Linked DNA regions of Homo sapiens: all the other regions are linked to region 3. Evidence: chromatin contacts called from ENCODE Hi-C or POLR2A ChIA-PET data. All regions are on one chromosome and are shown on one strand. Each heading gives the region's core, a stretch centred on a gene start or an enhancer-like site at or near the end of the contact. The rest is flanking DNA. Distances are from core to core; before and after follow the strand shown. Region 1 holds the start of ANP32A (acidic nuclear phosphoprotein 32 family member A). Region 2 overlaps AAGAB (alpha and gamma adaptin binding protein). Region 3 holds the start of SKOR1-AS1 (SKOR1 antisense RNA 1). Region 4 overlaps SMAD3 (SMAD family member 3). Region 5 overlaps SMAD3 (SMAD family member 3). Region 6 holds the start of SMAD3 (SMAD family member 3).

Evidence for each region. A loop is a pair of places that touch in the nucleus more often than their neighbours do. ChIA-PET counts read pairs that join two places held with the same protein, here RNA polymerase II (POLR2A). Pooled maps may share reads with other maps.
Region 1: a map of CD8-positive, alpha-beta T cell shows a loop between it and region 3 (12-fold over the local background). The contact joins the promoter of ANP32A here to the promoter of SKOR1-AS1 in region 3. A Hi-C loop is called at or near these places in 6 of 168 maps with a recorded cell type or tissue (B cell, CD8-positive, alpha-beta T cell, ascending aorta and 2 more), 1 of 37 single-sample maps with no recorded cell type and 14 of 50 pooled maps. POLR2A ChIA-PET finds 5 or more read pairs at or near these places in 1 of 52 experiments (activated CD4-positive, alpha-beta T cell).
Region 2: a loop to region 3 is called in a map of CD4-positive, alpha-beta T cell, with 5 times the contacts of the local background. The contact joins the enhancer-like site here to the promoter of SKOR1-AS1 in region 3. A Hi-C loop is called at or near these places in 7 of 168 maps with a recorded cell type or tissue (CD4-positive, alpha-beta T cell, CD4-positive, alpha-beta memory T cell, HCT116 and 3 more), 19 of 37 single-sample maps with no recorded cell type and 16 of 50 pooled maps. POLR2A ChIA-PET finds 5 or more read pairs at or near these places in 2 of 52 experiments (B cell and activated T-cell).
Region 4: a pooled map shows a loop between it and region 3 (5-fold over the local background). The contact joins the enhancer-like site here to the promoter of SKOR1-AS1 in region 3. A Hi-C loop is called at or near these places in 1 of 37 single-sample maps with no recorded cell type and 4 of 50 pooled maps. POLR2A ChIA-PET finds 5 or more read pairs at or near these places in 3 of 52 experiments (GM12878, activated B cell and activated naive CD4-positive, alpha-beta T cell).
Region 5: a loop to region 3 is called in a map of GM12878, with 3 times the contacts of the local background. The contact joins the enhancer-like site here to the promoter of SKOR1-AS1 in region 3. A Hi-C loop is called at or near these places in 1 of 168 maps with a recorded cell type or tissue (GM12878), 5 of 37 single-sample maps with no recorded cell type and 8 of 50 pooled maps. POLR2A ChIA-PET finds 5 or more read pairs at or near these places in 3 of 52 experiments (Panc1, activated B cell and activated T-cell).
Region 6: a map of IMR-90 shows a loop between it and region 3 (6-fold over the local background). The contact joins the promoter of SMAD3 here to the promoter of SKOR1-AS1 in region 3. A Hi-C loop is called at or near these places in 6 of 168 maps with a recorded cell type or tissue (CD8-positive, alpha-beta T cell, IMR-90, MCF 10A and 2 more), 5 of 37 single-sample maps with no recorded cell type and 17 of 50 pooled maps. POLR2A ChIA-PET finds 5 or more read pairs at or near these places in 2 of 52 experiments (WTC11 and activated T-cell).

What each region holds. Positions count from the first base shown.
Region 1 is chr15:68,819,584-68,823,887 of GRCh38, forward strand. It overlaps ANP32A (acidic nuclear phosphoprotein 32 family member A), which reads right to left and starts at 1,312. Exons shown (of 7, transcript NM_006305.4): 1 at 1,115-1,312. The coding sequence starts at 1,168. RefSeq lists enhancers at 1-10, 11-592, 3,874-4,304 and silencers at 1,264-1,513, 1,564-1,723, 1,794-1,853.
Region 2 is chr15:67,238,616-67,242,596 of GRCh38, forward strand. All of the region lies in intron 1 of AAGAB (alpha and gamma adaptin binding protein), which reads right to left. Among named protein-coding and RNA genes, the nearest start is that of AAGAB, 14 kb to the right of the region's middle. RefSeq lists an enhancer at 2,265-2,354. Within about 2 kb of position 2,361, at least 4 of the 41 ENCODE cell types and tissues checked have a DNase peak (open chromatin) inside an H3K27ac peak, as active enhancers do; they include B cell and CD4-positive, alpha-beta T cell, where a contact is called at or near this core.
Region 3 is chr15:67,837,059-67,841,284 of GRCh38, forward strand. It overlaps SKOR1-AS1 (SKOR1 antisense RNA 1), which reads right to left and starts at 1,821. Exons shown (of 3, transcript NR_120345.1): 1 at 1,652-1,821; 2 at 32-375. It overlaps RNU6-1 (RNA, U6 small nuclear 1), which reads right to left and starts at 2,987; the gene lies at 2,881-2,987. RefSeq lists enhancers at 1-301, 2,925-3,877, 3,333-3,382, 3,878-4,226.
Region 4 is chr15:67,107,635-67,111,770 of GRCh38, forward strand. All of the region lies in intron 1 of SMAD3 (SMAD family member 3), which reads left to right. Among named protein-coding and RNA genes, the nearest start is that of SMAD3-AS1, 37 kb to the right of the region's middle. RefSeq lists an enhancer at 1-354. Within about 2 kb of position 2,122, at least 26 of the 41 ENCODE cell types and tissues checked have a DNase peak (open chromatin) inside an H3K27ac peak, as active enhancers do; they include GM12878, where a contact is called at or near this core.
Region 5 is chr15:67,082,590-67,086,694 of GRCh38, forward strand. All of the region lies in intron 1 of SMAD3 (SMAD family member 3), which reads left to right. Among named protein-coding and RNA genes, the nearest start is that of SMAD3, 19 kb to the left of the region's middle. RefSeq lists enhancers at 511-630, 1,101-1,180. Within about 2 kb of position 2,727, at least 10 of the 41 ENCODE cell types and tissues checked have a DNase peak (open chromatin) inside an H3K27ac peak, as active enhancers do; they include GM12878, where a contact is called at or near this core.
Region 6 is chr15:67,063,097-67,066,984 of GRCh38, forward strand. SMAD3 (SMAD family member 3) reads left to right here and starts at 2,506. Exons shown (of 9, transcript NM_005902.4): 1 at 2,506-3,264. The coding sequence starts at 3,059. SMAD3-DT (SMAD3 divergent transcript) reads right to left here and starts at 1,086. Exons shown (of 6, transcript NR_135686.1): 1 at 20-1,086. RefSeq lists enhancers at 754-1,524, 3,064-3,832 and silencers at 2,283-2,772, 2,943-3,102, 3,253-3,302, 3,553-3,612, 3,633-3,722.

The DNA.
Region 1 (4,304 bases), core at 62-2,561, 980 kb after region 3:
GCTCGCGTCCTGACAAAGTTTCCCGTGCCCATTTATTAAGCAGGCGCCGAATGGCTGCCGACAAGCCCAGCACTGAGAAAGACGGGCCGGGGGTTCGAGCTGGGGGGCACCAGGGCCCAAAGGCTGGCATCTTGGGGAAGCCGGAAGGAGCTGGGGCGAGGGGGCACCGGGACGTAGCCTTTGGGCAACTTGCACCAGCGATCGCTGGAGGCAGGGAGACGCGGGGATTATCTGTGCCTTAGCACGTTCGAAAATCCCTCCCCCTCCTTCTAATTTATCCTCCCTTCGGAAGGAAAGGAAGAAACATCAGCATCTGGCCCGAAGGTGGGGTGGAAAGAGTGAGGGAGAAAGAGGAGGAGAGGAAGGGAGGCAGAGAAAGGGAGGGAGGGAGAGAAAGGGCGCGTTCACGAACACTACAAAGTTACAAATATGGCTCCCCCGTCTCTCGCCTCATCACTGCAAAGAAATGAAGACGCACTTTAAACTCCAGCCATTCCCAACTCCGCTGCAGCCCCCTCCCCACGCGCTCTCCCCGGGGGCCTCGGCCCACATTTATCAGAAACTAAACCGGACTCGCGAAGCCCCAAACTTATTGTGTGTGCGAGCGAGCGAGCGAGAGAAAGGGAGGGGGGAGGCGCGGGAGGGGGGCGGAAGGGGGGATACATTTATAAAATGTAAAACCCCCTTTTTTTGTTGTTAAATCCAGGAGGCAGCCCCTCTCCTCCTCCTCCCTCGTTAATCTTCCCCCCAGACGGAGTCACGGGAGCAGCGATCTCCGAGGGTGATTTCGCCTCATTCTCTCCGACCCAAACGCGTGCGCCCGCCGGCCCCCGATGGGTGCACACTCGCACGCACACTCTCGCACCCACACTCGCACACGCGGGAGCACACGCACAGGTAGTCACACACCAAGGGCAGCGGCGGCGGCAGCCGGAACATGCTCGGATGGCATTGCAACCCCCCAGCCTTGCCAATTCGCTTGCAGTCCGACCCCCAAACCCGCACCTCCCGGGCGCCCCCCCCCAAAAAAAGTGCCTCCCCCCAGCGCGCACACACACACACACACACAAAGTAGGAGAATGGACCGACAGAGATATTTTTGGCAAATGCTCACATCAGAGGGCGTCCTGTTCCGCAGCTCTAAATGAATCCGTCTGCCCATCTCCATCTCTCGCGCTCTCTCTCTGCAGAGGCTCCCGCGCCGGCGGAATTCAATCAATAAACCCCGAACCCACGGCCGCGCGTTTTAGGACTTTGAAGGCTCAACCAGCTCCGCTCGGTTCTCGAGCCCCCAGCACCCGCGGCGCACACTAACCTGATCGCCGTGGAGGCGGGATCTGCGGCCCCATGGACGAGCGGCAGCGGCCCGAGCCAATCGCCGCCGAGGGTCTCCGGGCAACAGCCAATGGCAGTGGCGGCGGGGGGGGGAAGGGACCAATGGGCGGGCTGCGCAGCCGGCCAGGGAGGCTCGGCCATTTGGTAGTGGTGCCGGAGACGGACCCCTTTAGATTTCGGGGCGGCTGAGGAGCGCGGCGGCTGCTCTGTGGCTGAGTGAGGGGGGTGGGCGGAATGGCGGGGGAAGGGAAGGTGACTGTGCCTCGAGGGCCGAGCCGCCCGGCCTTGCCAGCCAGCCGCCGCCTCAGCGTTCGGCCGGGGGCGGGGCCGCAGGTGCGTTCTGCGAGGGGGAGGGGCGCGGCCGGAGGGGTCGGGTCGGGGTCCCCGCCCGGCCGAGGGCTTCGCGGGGCGGCGCGACGGGGTTGCGGAAGGAGGCGGGCGGCTTGAGGTCCGGGGACCGCGGGCTGCCCAGCGGGAGGGCAGATGAAAGGCCTGGAAGGAGGAGAGGGGTCAGGGTGCAATGCCGGGAGGGGCTCGTCGGGTCCCGGGTCCGGCGGCTCGCGCTGGGGAGCGTGGCTGCCCCCGTCACCCCCACCGCGGCTGCCCAGCAGCCCGCGCGCCCCTTCCCCTCCGGCCTCGTCCCTGTCAGGCCGCCACCATCGCCACCCTCGTATACATAAGTCAGTAAAAGCAAGATGCTTCCACTTTTGGATGACTTACCGCGCGGTCGCGACCCTTCCCACGAAGAGGCTTTTCACTTTGCTGTCATATTAGGTCAGCTTGGAAGAAGTGATCACCAAGAGACACCCAAGATCTTGTTTAGGCAATAAATGAATGAAGACCATGGATTAAGAACCGTTGCTAGATATGTAGAATATTAAAAGGTGGAAAAGGAAGGTGCTCATAACTCCTGGTTTTCTGGACCAAACATAATTTCTGGGCTTTATAGACCTAGTGAAAGAGAACGGCGCACGGTTTATTCTAATCGTCCACCTGAGTCATTCGGTTCGGTTTGGGTTGCCAAGGAGGCTCTAACTGGAGCCCTTTCTCCTGGTTTTTCGGCGTGGTTGCCTTGGGTATTTTTGAATCACATTAAGTTTTAAGAGACCTTAAAGCCCCGATGCCCACTGGGTTACCGACTTACGGCACTAAGTTGGCTGCCTGTGGCTGTTAATAAACCACGGGGATTGTTGTCAACGAGGACAGATACATCCTTACCTTTCCACACGACTGTATTTTAGTGTTTGTTTCTACATGTCTGCACTCTTCCCCACACGCCTCAAGGTAGTTTTTCTGGATACATATGTTTATTTTTCAGGAACAGGAGTTCAAAGGAGAGATAAGCCAGTATGTATGTTGCAAAGTTAAAATACTGTTGCATAATAGCAATCCAGTTTCATTCTTAGACATACGAAGTTGAGGAGGAAATAAAAAGTGACAATGTAAATAAAACACATACAGAATGCTTACACTGGGGAAGAAGCTGTAGTAACTTTAATATTGCAACCTGATGGATTGCAAGTGTAAAGCCCTGCAACTAAGGATTTTACTCAGTAAATTCTTTCAGATAAAATGATAAATGGAATTTGAAGTCTGATGTTTACTCTGATTAGGTGGGAAATGCACCATAAAAGTTAGAAGTCATTGTTTTATTTTATCTGGGTATAAATAGTATAATTTATTTAACTTGTTGACTTGCCTGTCATCCTCAGATTTTGTTAATCTTATTGAAGCCTATTTGTATAGTTGGAATTTATTCTAAGTTTTATTGGCTTCTTTGTAATACATGAGGAACCCCAAATTTCCTATTTATGCCATTGAGACAGTTGTTATTTCTGGATATGGTGTTTAGGATTGTATTCAAACAGAACTCTTATCAAAACAGGTCAATATGGTGTGTATGATCTGTGTAACATAGGAGTCCTGAAGTTTGTGTTCTCTTTGATGGTAAATGTTCATTTTCAATTTAAAAGTTTAACCACAGTTAAGACCACGCTGCTAGCAATGCAATATGAGACAGTGTCTTTCCAGAGGAGTAATCCCTTAAAAACCAACCAATCAAATGCAGAGATATGCCCCATCCAGCTTTGCTAAATAGAAGCAAATAGCTCACTTTATTGTACAAAGACTCAAGAGGAAGACTTAGAAGCCCACCCCCTCCCCCATTAAAGAGAAAGTACAGAAACAAATTAGAATCGAAAAAATCATGGCCTGATTACTAAATCAAAACGTTAAATGTGACAGTTGTTTTTAGAAGCATCTTACATTTATACATTTTGATGACTTTTGTATTAATGTTAGAAAATTGAAAGAAGGCTTCACTGGATGTCAGTCGTTACAGAAATTGAAATATCCAAAAGTATATGTATAACCAATTGAGTAATTTCCGCTTTCCTTACACACTTGAAATAAATTTTCTTTTGCTTTTACAAATAGATCTATATGTAAGAAAATTTTCATATGATTTTGCTTTTTTATTATTAAAAAAGGAATATAGTAAAGCCAAAGCTGAGCTGTATTTGCCCCACACAACATGACCAAATATAAAAAAAACCACTGCTCTTACAAATATCTTATTTTACAAAGTTGTTTTTTAAATTACATTTTATTGTATATTATAATAGTAAATAAGTGTTCTAAGTGGCACTGCATTTCAGAAAATATAGAAAGAAATCCCATATCAAGGAATCTTGGCTGAATTTTGAAACGGAGTTGGGAACAGGTAAGAGTTCCTATCTACTGAGTAATTCTACAACAGGAATTGTGTTTGAAAGATGTAGAGTCTCTAACCTCTGAAACTAGGTTTGAGTCACACTGAGAAGAATAAATGAGATACAATTCAAAGTTTAACCCCCTAGAGAGATAGATGGCCCAGGAAGGAAAGATCTTCCCGCCTTCCAGAATATCCTCCATCAAGAACCATTCCAAATAAATGAGCAGCCTATTTTGTTCTCAAAGACATGAACAAT
Region 2 (3,981 bases), core at 1,111-3,610, 600 kb before region 3:
AACTAAAACAAGGAGCAAAGCAAAAAAATGTATAAACTAACTTTTTAATGGTGAAAGGAGCCACCACATAAAATCAGTCTTAATTTTTTTTTTTTTTTGAGACGGAGTCTCGCTCTGTTGCGCAGGCTGGAGTGCAGTGGCGTGATCTCGGCTGACTGCAACCTCCACCTCCCGGGTTCACACCATTCTCCTGCCTCAGCCTCCCCAGTAGCTGGGACTACAGGCACCCGCCACCATGCCCAGCTAATGTTCTGTATTTTTAGTACAGACAGGGTTTCACCATGTTAGCCAGGATGGTCTCGATCTCCTGACCTCGTGATCCGCCCGCCTCGGCCTTCCAAAGTGCTGGGATTACAGGCATGAGCCACCATGCCCACCCATTCTTGGGTAATTTTTAAAAATAGCAAACTGAGTATTTTTTAAAGGAGAGAAGCACAAATAAGAAAATACAGTAATGAATTCACTTGTTGCTAAGGGGCAAAGTACAAAGGCAGGGGGACTAATATTCCTGTCATTGCTATAATCAGTTCTTGATATTTCCTAAATTGGTTGTATTGTTAAAAACTGATATCAAAAAATTGGGGTTATGCTTTCTTTGCTCCTCGACATGAGAAATATAAAATCACTTAAAATGGCATTACTAACTGCAATTTAAAATTACTAACTGCAATTTAAAATATTTAGATCCATTAATGATGGCTAATTTTATTAATGTTTAGAACACAAAAGAACAAAACAATGTTTGTTACTCAGAGTGCTTACAATTTCAATTTTATACTTTCATTTTCAAATGATTAAGACATTTACTTAACATGGAGAAAGAAGCTGTTTCTTTCTCTTTTCTCCAAACCTAGACAGGAATGGAACCAATAAGTTGGGAAAATGAATTTCACATTTCAGTGTTTCAGTAGCTAGTGGGCTTTGGTTTTTGTTTTATTCTCTGTGCTGCCTAAAACAAGTTGATAGCTCAATTTACTTATCAGATTTTTTTTTAACATTTTATGTCTAATCAAACACTTTCTTCAAGGCTGCATATGGACTTTATTATCACATCTGTGCCATATTAGAGCTAGGGAGAGAATAGTAAAGACTGTCTCATTCTAATTCTTATTACCAATATCATAATGTAGAGTTTAATTTAAAAAATGTAAATGTCTACACTAAATATAGCTTTCTTCCCTCATGTTTTCTATTTGATTTTCAAATGCTTAACAAGTTTATTCTTTTCCAAATTAAAATGAAATTATTCAAACTGTGCACATGGCTAAAGGTTTCTGGAGAGCAGCTAATATAATTCACTCATTTTACAGATGAGGAAACTGAGGCCCAGGAAAAAAGAAGCCACTTGCCTAATAGGAGCAGAGCCTAAAACTGGATTCAATTCGCCAACATTCTTTCCTACTACACCGTGATGTTACAATACTTAGCACCTGAGCTGGATCACACTTGAGTCTCTAATAATCACAAGCCAAAACTAGTCTATAGACCTAAAGGATCCTCTGCCCTTTTAGGAACACCAAAAATAATAGCCAGAATAGGGGCACAATTATATACGGATCTGCAGCACAATTAACCCATCAGAAAACTGTCTATGACATTCAGGTATTTATATGTCAAAGATGAGTCACAGTGATCTTGAGGTTTTTTTGTTGTTGTTTTTTTGTTTTTTGCCAGACTTCCTAGAAAAACCTGCAGTGGGCTCCCTTCTTTGTCCTTCACTAAATTATTATGTTGTAGACTCCGATATGCACAAAGAAAATCAAGAGCAGCTTTCCCCTCCTCCTGGTCGATGCCAGCCTGTCTCATTCACACTGTTGGCAGCCACCTGGTGGAGCTGTAATACATCATTTTTTAAGAGACAAACACTAGGTGTTTACTTGCCAGGTCTGTTACTACAAACTCCATTTCACAGCTTACAATAGTTAATTTGTAGTGCTTTTACAAAGGAAGTTAGATGCCAACCCAGTTCTAGTAGCAAACATAAACCTTTCCTTCAGTATTAAGTGCAAGTATAAACCTCTATCCCGATTTGAGAAACTTTTTACAAAGCCATCAATTCTCCAGTAACTCCCATTTACTTTCTCACATCCTTGGTCAACTTCTTTTCCCTATAATCTCATATGGTAAGTTACAGGAAATAAGATTCAAGAGCTTTGAAGGAAGCCATGTGCCAAGGCAACATTTCAGTTCAGTAATCCAACATCTTCCTCTTTTTAATCAGCTTTCTACTGTTCCCTGCATATCCTAATAATGATCCTTCCCTCAGAGAAAGTACAAATGTGGTAACCAATCAAATGAAAGAAAAGAGGCAGCTGGCTTTCTATGGTTCAGAATCAATAACAGGTGATACTCTCTTTAGCATGAATTAGAAGGCAACATGAAGTTCAAGGTGAATTCCCCAAACACCACAAATATCTGTTCTCCTACACACACACACACACACACACACACACACATTTTATCTATATATAAACATGCACACACACAACCCTTACCTTATGTCCTCACCTATCCACCTCAGCCAAAAAAGACAAATGCATTCTAAACTAGGCATGTTGATACTGTTATGGATTTTTTGTGTCTCCTTCAGTAGTAGGGTAATTAAGTACACTTTTAATATCAGTAGTAGTGCACTTAACCAATCATGACATTCTTTGTGAAGCAAAGTTGTCCAGTGGTTAAATCATATTTTCTATGCCCTGAGGGAAGTGACAGCTGCCACCTCAAATCAAGATGATCCTTCCGGAAACCAGCACTCTTCTCAGAATGCAAAGTTGGTTTTATTCTTTCTCATAAACTGAAACTGCCTTGACAGCCAAGCATCATAACCTCTCACCCCAGATATGAGTGTCTTTCATGGGATCCACTCTTCTGGAGACCCAACATTCTTCTTTCTTCCCTTTGTGAAGCCAGTACTAACGAGAAGGGAGAAGAGCATGGAAAATAGACAGCACAGACCTGGGGTCGGACAGGCCTGCATTTGCATGCTGGCTCTCTGCAAAGCCTTGGGCAGATTAACCTCTCGGTGTCTCATTTCCTTACCTGCAAATGGGGATGAGAACACTCCTCAAAAGGCTTAAATGAATTCAATGAAACTATGTCTAAGAAAGTGCAGGCACTGGGCACAGTAAATATTCATTTCCTTCTTCCCATCTCACTTTTTTTCACATTTGTGACAGCACTCCTGACTAGAGGTAGGTTACAGATGCACTGAGGAGTTAGTAAGATACATTACAATCAGGAAATAACCATCTCCTTTAAGCTGCTCTAGCCTTGCCCTTCCACCCCAGACCACCCCCTAAAATAAAGTTGAAATTTTTCTTTTCCACTGCTAAGGCATATGCTGAGACAGAAGAGAAGGCAATTAGGAAAATTATAGGAGGCAGCAGAGTCTGACGTCAGCTGAAAGGAAAAGTAGCTATTATGAAAGAAAAGAACTGAGCAAAATATGACTTAGGAAAAATTCAAAACCTAGAGTTTTCATTAACCAGCAAGCGAAAAGACAGACTTTTAAAAATCATATCGGGGCCGGGCGCGGTGGCTCACGCCTGTAATCCCAGCACTTTGGGAGGCCGAGGCGGGTGGATCATGAGGTCAGGAGATCGAGACCATCCTGGCTAACAAGGTGAAACCCCGTCTCTACTAAAAATACAAAAAATTAGCCGGGCGCGGTGGCGGGCGCCTGTAGTCCCAGCTACTCGGGAGGCTGAGGCAGGAGAATGGCGTGAACCCGGGAAGTGGAGCTTGCAGTGAGCCGAGATTGCGCCACTGCAGTCCGCAGTCCGGCCTGGGCGACAGAGCGAGACTCCGTCTCAAAAAAAAAAAAAAAAAAAAAAAAAAAAAAAAAAAAATCATATCGGATTCATACTGTTGCAAGCAATTACAATTTCTTACCCACAACTTCATGAGAATGTCATACAAGGTGGGTGCTGCTCTGTCAAATATTTTGCAGTAGTTGTGAAAAGGTTAGTCCCTAAATAC
Region 3 (4,226 bases), core at 571-3,070:
ACTCGGTTCATGAGGCTAGCAGGGCACTCACCTCCCTTTGTTATTCTTGGTTGTAAGTGTCTGTTGCCCTAAGACTGAAAGTAAGTCCACAGCAGGGGTCACACCTTGCTTTTCCTTGCAATCTTCAACACAGGGCCCAGGGCTCCACAGGCACACAACACATGTGTAGATGAAAGGCTTCCAACTTTGCGGTTCATCTAGGTGCTGAAAATGTCTGAGGGAAGGAATCCCTAGGTGCTTCTGGACAACAGCCACTGATAAGCAATTAAGCTCATTTGCATAAGGTTAATTAAACACAGGTTTACTGCTCAGAAAGAAGATCCTTCATCAATAGGATTCGTTTTGGGAGCAGGTATCAGGTAAGTGATTGTTAACCTAGAAAAGGAAAACTTTGTTCCTGTTCCAACTGTGTCCTAAAGGGGGTATTCCTTCACTCCGTCATACTTTTCCAGGTCACTGGCACACAGGTCCACCCATTCGTAGCTACCCTGCTCTAAAGCCTTGATCCGTTGCAAACATGTGACTCCTGCCTTGAATTCAGAACACCAACAAAAGCAGAACTGGATCTGCATGCTCTTCCCATGAATTCTAAACAGCCTCATCTCCTCTCTCCATCCTCAGATGCTTGGCTAAGAGCACAAACTCTGGAGCCAGATTTACTGAGGTCTCAATGCTGCCCTGTCATTGATGAGTGACATTGGGCAAGTTGTTGAATCTCTCTGTGCCTTAGCTTCCTCATCTATAACATAGGGAGATTAACAGTACCTACTTCATAGAACTGTTTTCTGTTAATATATGTAAAGCACTGAGAACAGCTCCTGGCATACAAGAAGTGCTATTGTATTGGTGTTTGCAAAGATTACAACTCCCTCTGAATTCACTTTCCTGAGACTCAAGCCAGGAATGCTTTTAGAGTCCCAAAATGTACCCCAGTCCATCACCCTCCTCTCCTCCAGGGGCCCAGAAAGGGGGCCCAGAAAGGAGGACAAACCGGTGCTTTTTCAAGCCTGGACTATTGAGCTTTCTGAAGACACATTCATAAGAATCTACAAGCACAGAGGTTGGAAGGGCATCCTGCAACGCCAATGCATGGACTATTGAGTTTCTGGAGACACATTCATAAGAATCTAGAAGCACAGAGGTTGGAAGGGCATCCTGCAACGCCAATGCATTGACTCTATGTGTCCAAAGAGGCGAAGACTTGCCCAAGTTCCCTCAGCAGGTTAGTGCAGAGGAAAGGAAGTCAGCCAGGTCTCTGGATTTTCTGGGGCTAGGAACTGCCTGTCTTTTTCCTAATTTCTGTTCTAATCTTTTCTTTTCTTTTAAGTAGCGACAGGGCTTCACCTTGTTGGCCAGACTGGTCTCGAACCCCTGACCTCGGTATCCTCCCAGCTCAGCCTCCCAAAGTACTAGGATTACAGGCGTGAGCCACTGCGCCCGACCAGTTTCTTTAGAACAATCTCAACAGTCCTTTTTGGGCCAAGTCCTTCACTCTTGGATTCTATTTTACTCCCCATAACACCCCCTTCCACATACGTAGACTAATAATATTCCAGTCTGATGGGTTGTCTGTGCTGAAAGAGAGGGAGCCACATCGACATTGGTCGTTTTCTTATTTGGCATCCCAAGGGAGACATTTAAAACTACTCACCCAATTGCCCAAGTGGCCTCCAAAGAACCAGATATCTCTAGGGGAAGAACAGAAATCCAGCCAACAAAGATTGTCCTCTAACGCCTTACATCGAAGGCCCAGAGCCAAGGAAGAGGCGGAGATGTCCCGCAGTCCCCTATGCTCGGCTGTTACCTGGAAAGGATCATTTCACTTCCACTGAAGAGAAAAGGAATGAGTCCTGAATGGAATGCTGCCCGGCAGCTCCCAGCGCCCGCTGGTAGAGTACCCGCCGCTGTCCCTGGGTGGCTCCGGGGCTTCGAGCCTAACAGTCCTCCTGCGGCGCGCCTGGAGGCTGGGAGCTGTGCGGCCGCTCCCGGCAGATCGACTGAGGTCCCAGTGGCCGCAGGGCCCACGTGCATGCTGAAGCACTAGCAAAGCAGTTGCACCATTTTTCTGTTGGAAAGATATTTCAGAAAACATTGCCTAAGTCATCGCAGGAAATCTGAACGTGGTTGGACTTTGTTTCCTCTTTGTCTTACCACTCGGGACTGTGTTTTTGTAACTCAATTACCTGAGACCTGGGTCCCGATCTTTTCAGGGTCTGTGCCTCTGTAAGTCTTATCAGGCTTTACCTCTCAGTGATTGGTGTAAAATGATGACAGTAAAACAGTAAAACCCACAGGGTGGGGCTGTCAGGAATTTTTTAAACATTATTTTATTTTTCTGCCCCCTCCCCCTTTTCTTTTTTTCTTTTATTATTTATTTATTTGGTCTGGAATATTTCAATGAAATATTGGTGAAGCCCTTGACATATGGTAGATACTCATTAAGTGGTGGCTTTTTTTTTTTTTTTGATTCAAAGGATTCTGTCACTCTTATTGCAAGTTCCTCATACGTTTATCGTTGCACTAGTTCCTGTTATGTTTCGGAGCTGAAATGGATCAACTTTGGCAAGACGAAATTTCCTTAAGTGTAAGGTACTGCAATACTCAGGATTGTGCAGAGGGAAGCAGAGGCAAGATGGGAAAGATCGCAAACTAGGGCCCGAGGGCCAGAGGCAAAATGCACCGCAGAGATGAATCTGCCTAGGCCCCACCTCCTTCTATTCCGTCTCCTAGGACTACTACATTTTATTTGTGTTAAAAGATATCACCTGTAGATGAAAGGTGTTTTCAGTGGTAAACCGTGCACCGGCGTATAAACGTGGTGTAAAAAAAAAACCAAACAGAAAAACAACCTGATGTAAAAACAGAAAAACAACCTGATGTAAAAATATGGAACGCTTCACGAATTTGCGTGTCATCCTTGCGCAGGGGCCATGCTAATCTTCTCTGTATCGTTCCAATTTTAGTATATGTGCTGCCGAAGCGAGCACGGTGTTTCGTCCTTTCCACAAGATATATAAAGCCAAGAAATCGAAATACTTTCAAGTTACGGTAAGCATATGATAGTCCATTTTAAAACATAATTTTAAAACTGCAAACTACCCAAGAAATTATTACTTTCTACGTCACGTATTTTGTACTAATATCTTTGTGTTTACAGTCAAATTAATTCTAATTATCTCTCTAACAGCCTTGTATCGTATATGCAAATATGAAGGAATCATGGGAAATAGGCCCTCTTCCTGCCCGACCTTGGCGCGCGCTCGGCGCGCGGTCACGCTCCGTCACGTGGTGCGTTTTGCCTGCGCGTCTTTCCACTGGGGCCGGGGCGGCGCGGAGGGTTCAGACGCGGGCTCTTACTCAAACGCTGATCCCCGAAACTACCGAGCAGTGTCTGCGCGACGCGAAAGCATTTTTGGAGCGAGGGGCCATGGTGCCCATGGGATTCCCACGGGTGTTGGACTCGGGACCCCGAAAAGGTTGCGAGTCGCTGGTTGGACCCTTCCCTGCGCGGGGACCCGAGAGACGTGACCCTAGCGAGGCCTGGGGCCACCCACTGTGGGCTGGAAGGGGCCGACAGGGGTTGCGGCGGGGGATCGTGGGGAGGGTTGGCCAGGGCGCGCCTTCAGCTTCCCCTCGGCTTCTCGGAACTAGCTCTCTGCATTCGGAGCCAAGGCGATGAGGGTGTCTGCTTTGGGACGCAAACTTCCAGTAGTGGTGGAAGTCTGGGAAGGGTCACCACCGTTTGAGCCAACATTTAGAAAGAGCCAGGCGCTTAACCTAAATGGTATCATTTCCCCCATTTTGCAGTTTAGCAAACAGGCTCTGGGAGGTTAAACCATCTGCTCCAGTGATCCTGCCACTGGTTAAAGTAGTTGGGATTTGGATGCGAGTCTGGTTTCAAAGACTTTTTTTTTTTTTTTTTTTTTTTTTTTTTACGCAGTGGAGTTTGGAAAAGATTTGAGACCACAAGTGCAGCCTCCGCTTTCCTTGTTAGAGTTACTCCAGAAGCCCTGACCAGCTCAGACTTTCCTTCCTACTTCCATTCCTTCAACAAATATTGAACATCTGTGGTGTCAGCACCCGGGCTTCAGGGATGCGTGAGTGGGCAGGGTTGCTATGGTCATGGAGCTCGGTTCCAGCAGGGGAGCCAGGCAGACATGAAAGAGCCCTCTGGATGCCGAGACGTGTGCTGTGAAAGTGTGGCATAGAAAGTGCCTGGGGGATGA
Region 4 (4,136 bases), core at 872-3,371, 730 kb before region 3:
GCCTGTCGCTGTGGTTATTGCATGGACAGGGCCTCCCTCTGTCCCTCCACTTCCCTTCCCTGCCCCATACTGTTGCCCTCACCCACCCCAAAGCCTCACCCTTCCCTTCCATAGGGATATGGCCTGATAGAGGAGGAGCCATTTGATTTTGACTATTGTTGAAATTGAGTGGGGAATTTTGGGTTTGTTTTAGGTTTTGGAAGGGAGGATTATCTGAGGCTTGAGGCTTCTGTGATACTGACATCTGGTGTGGAAAGTCATCCTCCCTCACCTAGGTGACTGGGCCTCCAGGTCATCTCCCCGAGCAGCCTCCCTGGATCTGCTCTCCTCTCCCCCCCACCCCCCCACCACCTCCCGCGCTGTGCCCAGGGTGATCTTTCTAAAGGACAGATCTTGCTTCAGCACCTCCCTGGTTAGAACCCTTCCGTCCAGTGGTTCCTAGTGCTTCGGGGATAACTCGCCTTGTCCCTTGGGGTCTGCACAGCGTCCTCCATCTCCTCTCACTTGGCCTTGCCCTCGGGGGCTCCGGTAAGAAGCTTTCCAACCTGGCAGCTGCAGACTCTGTGCGGTTGTATTATTGCTGTAAATGGGCAGGGATTACGCATTTGTGGAGTGACTGATTTCAAGTACAACTGCCACCATGGGAGAGGTCTGTGAAAATCACTGGAATTGAAAATGACCATGCTTTGCCCAAAAAGGTTGAGAATCCCCACTCTGATGATACTAGAAGCCTGCTTGCCTCCCCACCCTGTGCCAAGCCATTTCTTGCCTCCTTGCTTTGCCCATACCAGCCTGGAATGTCCCAAGCCTATTCAACTTACTTCCTCCAAAACGTAGTCCCATCTTGATCTCCAGGAAGCAGCCTTCAGATGCCCCCTCCTCCTGGCCACTGCAAATGTGTCCCCCCAGCTGCTGAGCATGCCTAGGTCTGACACACACCACGATATGTTGAAATCATTGGTTTCTGGGTTATTCTTCTCACAGTCCCAGGCAGTGAGCCCTCAAGGACAGGGGCTCCATGGGACTGGTCTCTGGGTCGGAGGCCAGGACCCAGGTCACTAAGGGCATGTCACTCATCTGGACCACAGCTCCCTGCCTTGTGGTGTGGACTCTGTTCTCTGCACTGGGCTCGTTCTAAAACGGAGCATTTGGTCCTTGCAGCCTGCCTTGTGGTTTATGACTTAGTAGATTGAAAATGACAGTTGTGCTCTATTTTCATTTGGAAAGAAAAAAAAAAGTGGAAAACCAGAGATTGCACTGATCTGGAGGTAGAGAGAAAACTGTGGAGATCAAAGAAGATATTATGTATTATGAATGTTACACAGATCAAGGCATGTTTGAAATAGGCTTAATTTTCCTCAAGTTGGCTTTTGTCTCACAATTGAGTTCTTGTTGACGAAGACCAGTTATTATTCGTCTTCGTGTCTCTGGAGTCTAGCACCTAGCACGGTGCCTGATAAAGCATGGTCACTTCACAAATACTTGTCGAAGAATGCATGGGATGAATATGCATTTGGGTATTTTTAATGCTTGATGATTAGAACATTCTCATGGCTTGTTAACTTGTAAGACATAATTTTCATTGTAAGTTCTTTGTGTGTGCAAATGCTTTTTGTGTGGAATGCTTGCCATGCACTGAAAAATGCTTTGTGATAGCAGTTTTGAAAAATTGAGTCATTTTGCCCTGATTGAAGCTGGGTGACCTTGTGCAAGTCACTTTAACCCTCTGGGACTTGTGGCCCTCATCTGTAAAATGGGTAGAAGGTCAGAGTGGACCTCGTGGCCTGAGAGGCTAGTACCCCATGCTGCATGTAAGTCTTACATCCTCCTCTTTGGTGATTGGATACTGACCCTCTCCCCAGGGGTTCCTGCACAGAGCTGGAATTCTCTCTGGTGTCTTTGCATTCTAGTGGGTGGAATGCCTTGTTTCTCAGTAGCAATGAGAAATGTTAATGTGAGGTTATGAAAGCAAGCCAAGAGCCATGGAATAATTAAAACACACACGCACACAAAGAAGGAAAAGCGAGAGGGGGAAACACACTTAATGGACAAGGGATGAGTAAAACCCAATGGACTGAGAAAACCCCAGAGCTGAACTTCACATGACCCCGCGTGCTGCCTGCAGTTGCGACACCCGCGTGCCCCTTACGCTCCGCCGGCCTCTCAGTGATGTCAGTGGGCCATGGGCCCCACAGGAAGCAGGGGCTGCCATCAGCCTGGTGGAGCGTGCCAGCCCGCTCCTCCTCCACGGCCCACTTCCCACCCACCCGGGTCTCCAGATAACATGAAGCCATAGCTCCCAGGCTCGTCAGCGGGGGAAACCAACTCAGTGCTTCTCAGAAAATAGAACCCCAGCCCATTAGTGATGTCCACGCAGGCAAGAGATGACCAAGAAGAATGTTTGCCTTTTAGGAGTTCTCTGCCTGAAACCAGCAGGTTTCCTTTAGGGATAGGGTGACTGTGCTTGCTGAACACCTCTAGGTCGTCAGTGAATGAAATAATTCATTCTGTGCTTGAGTGTCTAAGACCCAGGGGGTTTAGGAATAATTAGGATACTGGCTGTACCCTTGGAGTTCTGTGCTGCTTGGGGGATACGACTCAAACTCACAGACATCTGTGGCTCAAATCAAGGCATATAGATGCAGTGACTCTTGGAACATTCGAGGGAGAATCACCACCTCTGCTGGTGGAGGAAAGGCCAGGAACTGCCCACCTAGTTTTCCCATGACCCCAGCCTGTAGCGGGATATGTCAGAAGATTTGGATTTAGAGGAACTTGGGTTTGACAAAATAGAAGTGTATGTATATAAACAGAGTTGGGAGTGATGGGGGATAGGATGCTGACAGCACCTTGGTAGTCCCTCCCCCTACGTGACAGTATTGACTTCATAGTGTTGTTGTGAGGCTTGAAGAAGATACAAGAGGGAAGAGGAGCGTTCCTTGCCGTGCAGATGCAAATGCTCATTGTTACTTGTTCTGCCTCTCTGTGTCTGTGACATCCAGCCCTGTGTGGGCTACCCTGGTTGCAAAGTGGGCCTCCTGCCGTTGAGCAGCTATGGTCCAGTGGGCAGGTACACCACAGTCATGGAAGCCTAGTTAAATCATTACATAATAGTTAGCTCTGTATGACCAATCTTTTCTTTAAAGAAATTCTTCCTTTTGGAATAATCGTAGATACACAGAAAAACTGTACACAGATAATACAGAAAGTTCCAGTGTACCCCTGACCCAGATGTCCGTAATGTTAACATCTTGTATTACCATGGTACACATGTCAAAACTCAGAAACAACATTGGTACATTACTAGTAACACAAGTCCAGACTTTATTCAGTAAACCTTTTGAAAAATAATAGCTTTATTGGCATATAATTCATACACCATAAATCTGCTCTTTTAAGGGATATGATTTAGTGGTTTTTAGTGTATTAATGGAGTTGTACAACCATCATCACTATCTAATTTTAGAACATTTTCAACACCACAAAAAGAAACCTCATACCCATTAACAGTCACTTCCTGCCCATCCCCCTTAGCCCTGGCAACTTAGTCTACTTTCTGGTTCTCTGGATTTGCCTCTTTTGGACATTTCATGTAGATGAAATCATACAATTTGTGGACTTTTGTGTTTGACTTCTTTCACTTAACATATTTTCAGGGTTCATCCATTTGTAGCATGTGTCAGTACTTCATTCCTTTTTATGGCCAAATAGTATTCCAGTGTATGGATATACCACATTTTGTTTGTCCTTTCTTCAGTTGATAGACATTTGGGTTGTTTTCACTTCTTGGCTATTGTAAATAATGCTGCTACGAATATTTGTGTACAAGCTTTTTTTGTGGAAATGTGTTTTCATTTATCTTGAGTAGATACCTAGAAGTAGAATTATGGGGTCATTTGGTAGCTTTGTTTACCTTTTTGAGAAACTGCCAAATTGTTTTCCAAAGTGGTTGTGTGGTTGTACCATTTTACAGTCTCACCACCAATGTATGAGGGTTCCAGTTCTCCCCATCCTTGTCAACACTTGTTATTGTCTGTTTTATTTTAGCCATTCTAGTGGATGTGAGGTGGTATCTCATTATAGTTTTGATTTGCATTTCCCTATTGGCTAATGATATTGATCATCTCTCCTTGTGC
Region 5 (4,105 bases), core at 1,477-3,976, 750 kb before region 3:
AAGACATAAAAATTCTATAAATGTTTAGTGGTTAAAAACAAAGTCCTGTCCAAATTATATAAAGTTTTGCCGTCGTCGGACGGAACTTTCTGCAGATAGGGAATACCCTTGAGTCTTCAGTCGCAAAGAGCTAATCACTAACTTCAAGTGTGCAAGTGCCCTTTCATTCCAATTCAGAGAAAACAGAGCCTGTCCCAAGGCCTCGTGTTTTGTTTTCCTATTGATCTAGGAGCTGGGATAACTTGGAACCCCAGGGAACATCTCAGAGTTAATTAGTTTTTTGAGGTCTTCTTGTTTTTCTTGCTTGATTAAAAGAGTTACAGTTTTTGCTCTGATTGTTTAAAAAAAGAATCTATCACTGCTACTGATCCAAGAGGTGAGGGTTGGCATGGGGTGGGCACTCCAGTAAATACGTAAGTTGTCTTCCTGCCGTCTTGTCCTGGTGGAGCAGAGAGAGGTGCCTTTGAGCATGGGCCTGGAACCAACAGCTACTTTCCTGGAAAATTCTTCAGTTTCCAGAAGCAGTGGCCAGGTGAGCCGGGGCATGAAACCAGACGAAGTTGCCGCAGTGCGAGGCTGGTTCTGTTTGCCTCAGTTCTGAAGTTAATGGTCCAAGTTCACCACTCATAGAGCGTCAGCCTGTTGGGGAGACGGAGGCCCTGACGGCCATGCCAGGGTGCCCCCAACCCTTTGTTTAACCACGGCTGTGGACCAGTGGTCTCAGATGTTTACCATCGCCTGTTTATAAGAGGGAAGTGTGGTCATATTTCTATCTCTCTTGTGGGCTGCACGGTTGCCTTACTGGGGTTCATGTGGGAAGTGGTTACCGTTAGGAGGAGGATGAAATAACAGTACTCACAAAAAGGCTTTGATCCAGGGATCTTTTTAAATGTCATCTTTTGGCCACTGTGTTTTTTTATTTTTATTTTTTGCTATCTGCTTTAACTTCAACGATGAGAAAATCAAACCATATGCTGGACATCATTCTGCCCAGCTGGGCTGAGTCAGAATTGCAGTTCAAACTACTTCTGCTCTCCCTGGGTTTCGTGTGCTTTCAATGTGGGGATATCTTCCAGATCTGCAGTTCTCCAGAGCTAGGGACCCCTCAGCTCCAGCTGCTCTCTGGACAATACCTGAACATCCCTACAATATCTGAAATTGAATGTTTGCCATTTCTTCTTCTTTCTCCTCACACAACCTACTCTGATGTTCATGATTACTGGAGCCCCCAGGTTCTAAAAAGTGTTGAATTAGCAAGTGAACAAATAAAATGAGACCCAAAGAAACTGTGATCTTAGCATCCTGTTTTCTGGGTGAGGTTGAGGGTCCTTGGCCTCTCTTGCTGGTGGAGATGGGCTTTATGACTTTGGGGAAGTCAACTTGACTTCCTGGGTGTTGGTCTTCTCTTCTACAAAATGACAAGCTTGAAGGGAGAATCTGAAAGAATCTGTGTATCCGTTCTCAGATTTTCTTTTTTTTTCTTTTTTTTTTTTTTTTTTTTTTTGAGATGGAGTCTCGCTCTGTCGCCCAGGCTGGAGTGCAGTGATGCGATCTCGGCTCACTGCAAGCTCTGCCTCCGGGGTTCATGCTATTCTCCTGCCTCAGCCTCCCGAGTAGCTGGCACTACAGGCGTCTGCCACCACACCTGGCTAATTTTTTTTTTTTGTATTTTTAGTAGAGACGGGGTTTCTTTGTGTTAGCCAGGATGGTCTCCATCTCCTGACCTCGTGATCTGCCTGCCTCGGCCTCCCAAAGTGCTGGGATTACAGGCATGAGCCACCGTGCCTGGCCAGTCTCAGATTTTCATGATAGCCCTCTGAACTCTCCTTGGCTTCTTGCCTTTGGCTGTTTTCTCAATGCATATATTTTCCTGGGGGACAAATCTAAGTTTTCATCTGATGCTCTGCCTTCAGAGGGGAACCATTCCTTAATGACCTATTTAATTGTATTATCATTGTTGTTTAATTCATCACATATTTACTGAGCTTCTTTTGTTGGTGGTGGTGCCATCAGACACAGTGGTCCAGGAGCTGCAATGCGTTGCTGATGAGGATGGTCACACATAGCTCTGCCCTCATGGAGCGTCCCAGGGTGAAATGAGACCTCCCCTGAGAACCGACTCCCAGGGTAGGGGAAATCAGTCTGCAGGCAAAGAGGAATTCAAATTTAGCCTGAAGCACAGGTTTTCTGTGCTTCTAGGCACCGGCTGCATTCCAACCGTAGTGCCATAAAAATACAGGAAGGAAGGGAAACGTGTTCACAGGTTGGTTAGAGATGTGGAAACCAACAATCAGCTCTCTCTTATCCGTAAGAAACTAGAATCTACTGCTGGCTTCAGTCCCTCAGACCTGCTGCTCAACAGAGTGCCCTTTCAAACCTGGGTTAGACTCTGTGCTAATGGCTTTTTTCATGAACCTCAGACAGCCGGAAAGTATATTCTTTGAGGATTATGATCGACTAGGATGCTCGGGAATCTTTAAAGAGAAGCACTATCTTGGCTATATTTGCCCTCAGTTGTTTTAAGGCCAGTGAGGAGACTGAGCATTTCAGAGGTGAAGCATTTAGAGGATGGCCTCTGAAAGCATACGGCTCAGTAAACAACTGACCCATCCTTTGTCACCGTTTTTGTCCAGCGGCTGTCACCATAGGGGCTCCTCTGGTGTGGAGGAGAGAGAATTAGAGGCAGCAGGCCTGGGTTCTAGGTCTGCCTCATTGTGAACCAGCTTCAGGACCTTGGGTGAGTCACTTTTCTGCCCTGGCCCCTGGCTTCCTCTTCTATAAACTGAAGGTGTTGGCTTAGCAGGATTTTAAAGTTTCTTCCACCTTAAAAACTCTGATTCCTGCACTTGCATTCAAAGAAATGACTCTATTACTCATTTGAATAGTTTCAGAATCACTGTATAGTCAACTCTGGACTAGAAATGGGGGCCTGCAGTTGAGGACAGGATGGAAAGAGGTTTGGGGTTCAGGGTGGGCTGTGAGGGCTAGGATTCTTGATTCCTCATGATTTGCAATTGGTTGTTGGTGTTACCATGGAAGGTTCTCAACCATGGCTGCTTTTAAAAATTTTGATGCTCAGACCACCCCTGGAGACCAGTGAATTTCAAATTTCTACAGGCCGGCCTGGGGAAATCCATGTTTTTTAACTTTCCTAGGTGATTCCGGTATGTGGCCGGGATTGAGAATCACAGCCATAGATGCTTATGTAAAGCTGTGTTCAGTGTTACAGGCATCTGTTCTGGGTGGAAAGTGATAGTGGTTGGTCAAAAAAAAAGCGTGCACACACACACACACACACACACACACACACATACACAGAGAACAGCTCTAGGTTCTGGAAGTGTGTTGATTTGGTCACCACAAGTGCTGGTGGTGAGTAGTTGCCCTGAGGTTTGGAGTTCCAGTTCCCTCCTATCTCTGGGTCAGTGGTTTCTCAACATCTTTGAAGTAGTGAAACCATCTGTAGTTGGTTATTTCTGCTCAGAAACTCACAGTACAAAGTGGGGGGTGGTGCAGGGGGGTGGAGCTGGAATGGATTAAACAGGCCCTTACAAATGCCCACACTTTTTTCATGAAACTAAGTTAGAGGCCTTAGCCAACTCCAGCATACCTTAGTGTCAGTTCTTTGGCATTGCCCCGGTGGATTCTAGGGGCTGTGAAGGCTGTAGGGGTGTGTGTTACTCCCTGCTGCTTTGGTGAGAGAGTGTCCCTGTCTTTGGCTGAGAGCATCCTGTCCTGCCACTTCATCAGCAGTAGCATCTAAACAGCCCTTGAAGGGAATCAGTATCTACAGCCTAAGAAATCTGATGGGACACATCTCTCTGCATTAAAATATTAACAGAAAAGGTCAAACTGGGAAGGGGCAGCTAAGTTGGAATATCTCATTCAGGTAAAGGGATGGGCTTGTGGATCCTTAATTGGTGTGAAATGCGCCCTAGGAGGGGAGACTATATCAGTGCTGAAAGCCCTTGAGGGCTTTCACAGATGAAGGGGGATGGTATGAGAAGCTTTACAAATAACAAGGTTTGAGATGCAGTTGTAGACACATGCCAGATGTAGGTTGCTATTTTCTCAGCTCAATGAGGAATCTGTCAAGGCACTCTTA
Region 6 (3,888 bases), core at 1,256-3,755, 770 kb before region 3:
ATTTTACAGGGTGAAGTACCTGTCAGGTCCTTCTACTACATGTAATCCTCAAATCTCTCTGACGCTCTTCCTCTACAGTGCAAATCACTCTCCTTCAGCAGACATTGCTCTCTCTGTAACATAAAGGACTTGAACTACAGGAGGACAGTTACAATGCTCTTTCTGGATCCACCACTCTGCACAGTGAGAACCGCTTGCTCCATTCTTACAGCGGAGAGAACGGACGCTGCCCAAGGGGAAGAAGAGAAAGAGCCGGGATTGGAAGCCAGGCCAGTCACTGATGGATCCTGAGCCCCTCTTACTTTCTTTGGCTACCTCTCAATGGTTGGACTTGTTCAGGTTAAGATTAACACTTTACTGGACGATGATGACTGCAAGGCCCCTGCCCATCTTTGCCCACTCAGTCACATCATCCTCATCCCCACCCTTTGATGCTTCTCTAGGCTGTGAACGCCTTGAAAACCTTAGTCTTTTATTTTGGAAGTTCAGGAACTGAATAGGAGGGCTGCAACTCAGAGCTGCTCCGTCAATGTGTGTTAAACTTATTTGACCTCCCTCCACCACTTTTCATGGCATTAGCAATGCAAACCTTTTCACATGAGCTTCCCACAGCCACCCTAGGAGATCGCGAGGGAAGCTACCTCTAGCCCCATTTTACAGGTGAGCAAATAATCCTTGCAGTGTTACAACAGTGTGCCCGTGTAGAGAACTGTTTTGCAAAGAGCTCGATCAATGATGTCATCTTTGCCTTCCGTGACCCAGGCAGCTGGGTGCAGTCTCAAGATCGGAGACTGAGGCTTCAACAAAGTATTGGGTTCAAATTCCAGCTCTGCCACTTGGAACCCTGAGTAAGTAATGTAATCTCTCTGTGCCTCCGTAAACGTGAGGCACAGGAACATCTACCTCACCAACCACTGTTAAGACTGAATCAAAGGGCAGCAGGCGGACTACCCGGAATGAAGAAAGCAATCAATAAATGTGGATTGTGTCATCCTTGTCTCTCTTGACGGACGGGAAGAGGAGAGTGAAACCTAAGACCACAGCGGCAGCGCGTTAACAGGAGGACCAGCAAGGAACGGAAGCCAGGTTGTCAAGCCTCAGTTGGCTTTCACGTATTCTCCTTTTCAGGCGGGTATTTAGGAAGAGAGGAGGGTGAGGAGCACAGCGCACTTCTGCAGCAGCAGCTGCGGATTGGCTTGTGGGAGGCGGTTCTCCGGAGCAAGGCAAGGGCCCCTGCCGCTTCTGGGCTGACTGTGGATTCCGCCACACCTCACAGGGCTTTGTAACTCCCCACCCACTTGAGGGTTCCAGATAACTTTTTTTTTTTAACAAAGCAGGGGTGGGGGTGGGAGATTCCTGCTGTTAAAAACAAACAAAGGGCTTAGACACCGGCTAGTCGGCTGCGGGAGGCAGCAAGAGAAAGGCCGAGGGGCCTGGAGTAGCTCCTGAAAACCGCCGAGGGCCCTGCGGGCAGACGCCCCTGAATTCTTTTGGTGGGGAGAAAAGCCGCGGAGCTCCCCAATGTGCCAATTGGTTTGTTGTTGTTTTGCTTTTTTTGAATACACAAACTCTCCGAAAACTCCTGTCTTGCCCCACTTTTTTGTGAGTTCATTGCTTTGGAAACAAAACTCTCTTCCATTTATTGGCAATTATCAAATTTCCGATCCTTCTCTATCAGGAGATCCAGCAACAAACACCCTGTTATGTAAATTTCTTTCAAAGATAAATTCGAAAGCCCCTCCATTCATTCCTTCAAGAACTCAACAGATGTCCTTGAGGCTCATTTTCTGCCGGGCACTCGGTTCACAAGGCTCAAGAGACCCCTGGCTCCAGCCATTGTCCAGGTTGTCACTGGTGTCCCCAGCTCTCCACTTCTGAGGACCCACTTCTCACCCCCTCCTCCTCCGCACACGTTCCCGAGGCTCTCGGCCGGTGTGATCTCACCGACTAGAGAATAAAAACAGCCCAGGGGCGCCGGCGCCGGCCAAGGGCCTTGACGGGGATCAGCAAGCGCGAGGCCAAGTGCGGGCCCCAACTTCCTGGGCCCGGGCCTTCCGCGCGCCCCCTCTCGGGCTCGGGTCCTCTCCAGGGTGCACTCGCGTCCGGACGACGCTTACTTGCTGCGAGTCCAACCCTCTCCGGCCCGCAACTCCAACCGAGCCGCCCGAGTGTGGACTCCGAGAGCGGACGCCACGGGCCGCGCTCAGCCCTCCCGCCCGAGGCCCCTCTCGCCGTGTTTCCCAGGACTTCCTCCCCGCGCCCGCCCGACTTCAGGTCGGGGCCGCGCAGGGTCCCGCGCGCTCCAGCCAGGACTGCCGCCGCCCGGGTCGCCCACGTGGGCGTGCTGGGCGCGGGGTGGTGGCCGGCCGGGCGCCCTCCCCGGAGCAGGGGGCGGGCAGGGCGCCCGCGGGAGGAGGTGGCGGGGCGCGGGGGAGGAGGCGGGGAGCCCCGGCGGCGAGGGGGCGGTGACAGCACTTGGAAAGGAGGCTGCACGCGGATTTGCATGAAACACAGACTGGGAGCGGGCGGGAGCGGGAGCGCGGCGCACGCCCCGGGCCGGCCCAGCCAGCGAGCGAGCGAGCGGCGAGCCGGGAGGAGGAGGGTGGCGGGGCGGTGAGGCCGCAGAGGCGGAGGGATCTGCGCATCAAAGCTAGCGAGGCGAGCGAAGTTTGGCCGGGGGTTGGACTTTCCTTCCCGGAGGCGGCACCCAAACAGCTACCCCGTGCGGAAACCCAAACTTCTGCTGCCACTTGGAGTCTCGCGGCCGCCGCCTCCGCCCCGCGTTCGGGGCCTTCCCGACCCTGCACTGCTGCCGTCCGCCCGCCCGGCCGCTCTTCTCTTCGCCGTGGGAGCCGCTCCGGGCGCAGGGCCGCGCGCCGAGCCCCGCAGGCTGCAGCGCCGCGGCCCGGCCCGGCGCCCCGGCAACTTCGCCGAGAGTTGAGGCGAAGTTTGGGCGACCGCGGCAGGCCCCGGCCGAGCTCCCCTCTGCGCCCCCGGCGTCCCGTCGAGCCCAGCCCCGCCGGGGGCGCTCCTCGCCGCCCGCGCGCCCTCCCCAGCCATGTCGTCCATCCTGCCTTTCACTCCCCCGATCGTGAAGCGCCTGCTGGGCTGGAAGAAGGGCGAGCAGAACGGGCAGGAGGAGAAATGGTGCGAGAAGGCGGTCAAGAGCCTGGTCAAGAAACTCAAGAAGACGGGGCAGCTGGACGAGCTGGAGAAGGCCATCACCACGCAGAACGTCAACACCAAGTGCATCACCATCCCCAGGTGGGGGCCCGCCCGGGGGGGACCCGGGGTCACGCCGGCCCAGCCCCCTGGCACTGCGGGGCCGACCCAGTGGGGCTGGAGATGGGAAGAGGGAGAGAGAGGGAGGGAGTGAGACTGTGTGGGTGCGTGTGTGTGAGAGTGGGAGAGCGCGGGCAGGAAGGGGGTGGGGGGACCCCAAACAAAACCATCTCTGATTTGCAAAGATCAGAGCCCGAGGCTTCCACGCGGCACTCTGGCTTCCACACCTCACATTCCCTTTCCACCTCCGGGAGGGGAGAGCGGGTTGCTGCGGGACTCGGCCGCCCCCACTCCGGGGAGCTGGGGCTGGAAGTTGAGGCCCGCTTTGTTCGGCTCCGCGGGCCGGAGCCCCTCCTCCGCCGCCGCCTCCCGCCCCCGCGGCCCGCGCTCGTGGAGGTGGTGGTGTCTTTGCGTTTCTTTTCTTCAGTCGGGTCTCCCCACTTTCCTCTACAGGAATGCGGTCCGTACAGCTGGGGCTGTGGGTGAGGAGCGGGAGCCTAGTGATTGACAGATTCCTTCTTCGTTCTTTCTTTGCCTTCGGGATTAGCATTTTTATCGAGTATTTTTAGACTCGGTTGTGCCAGTCTCCCGCCCCCTGAGCATGCA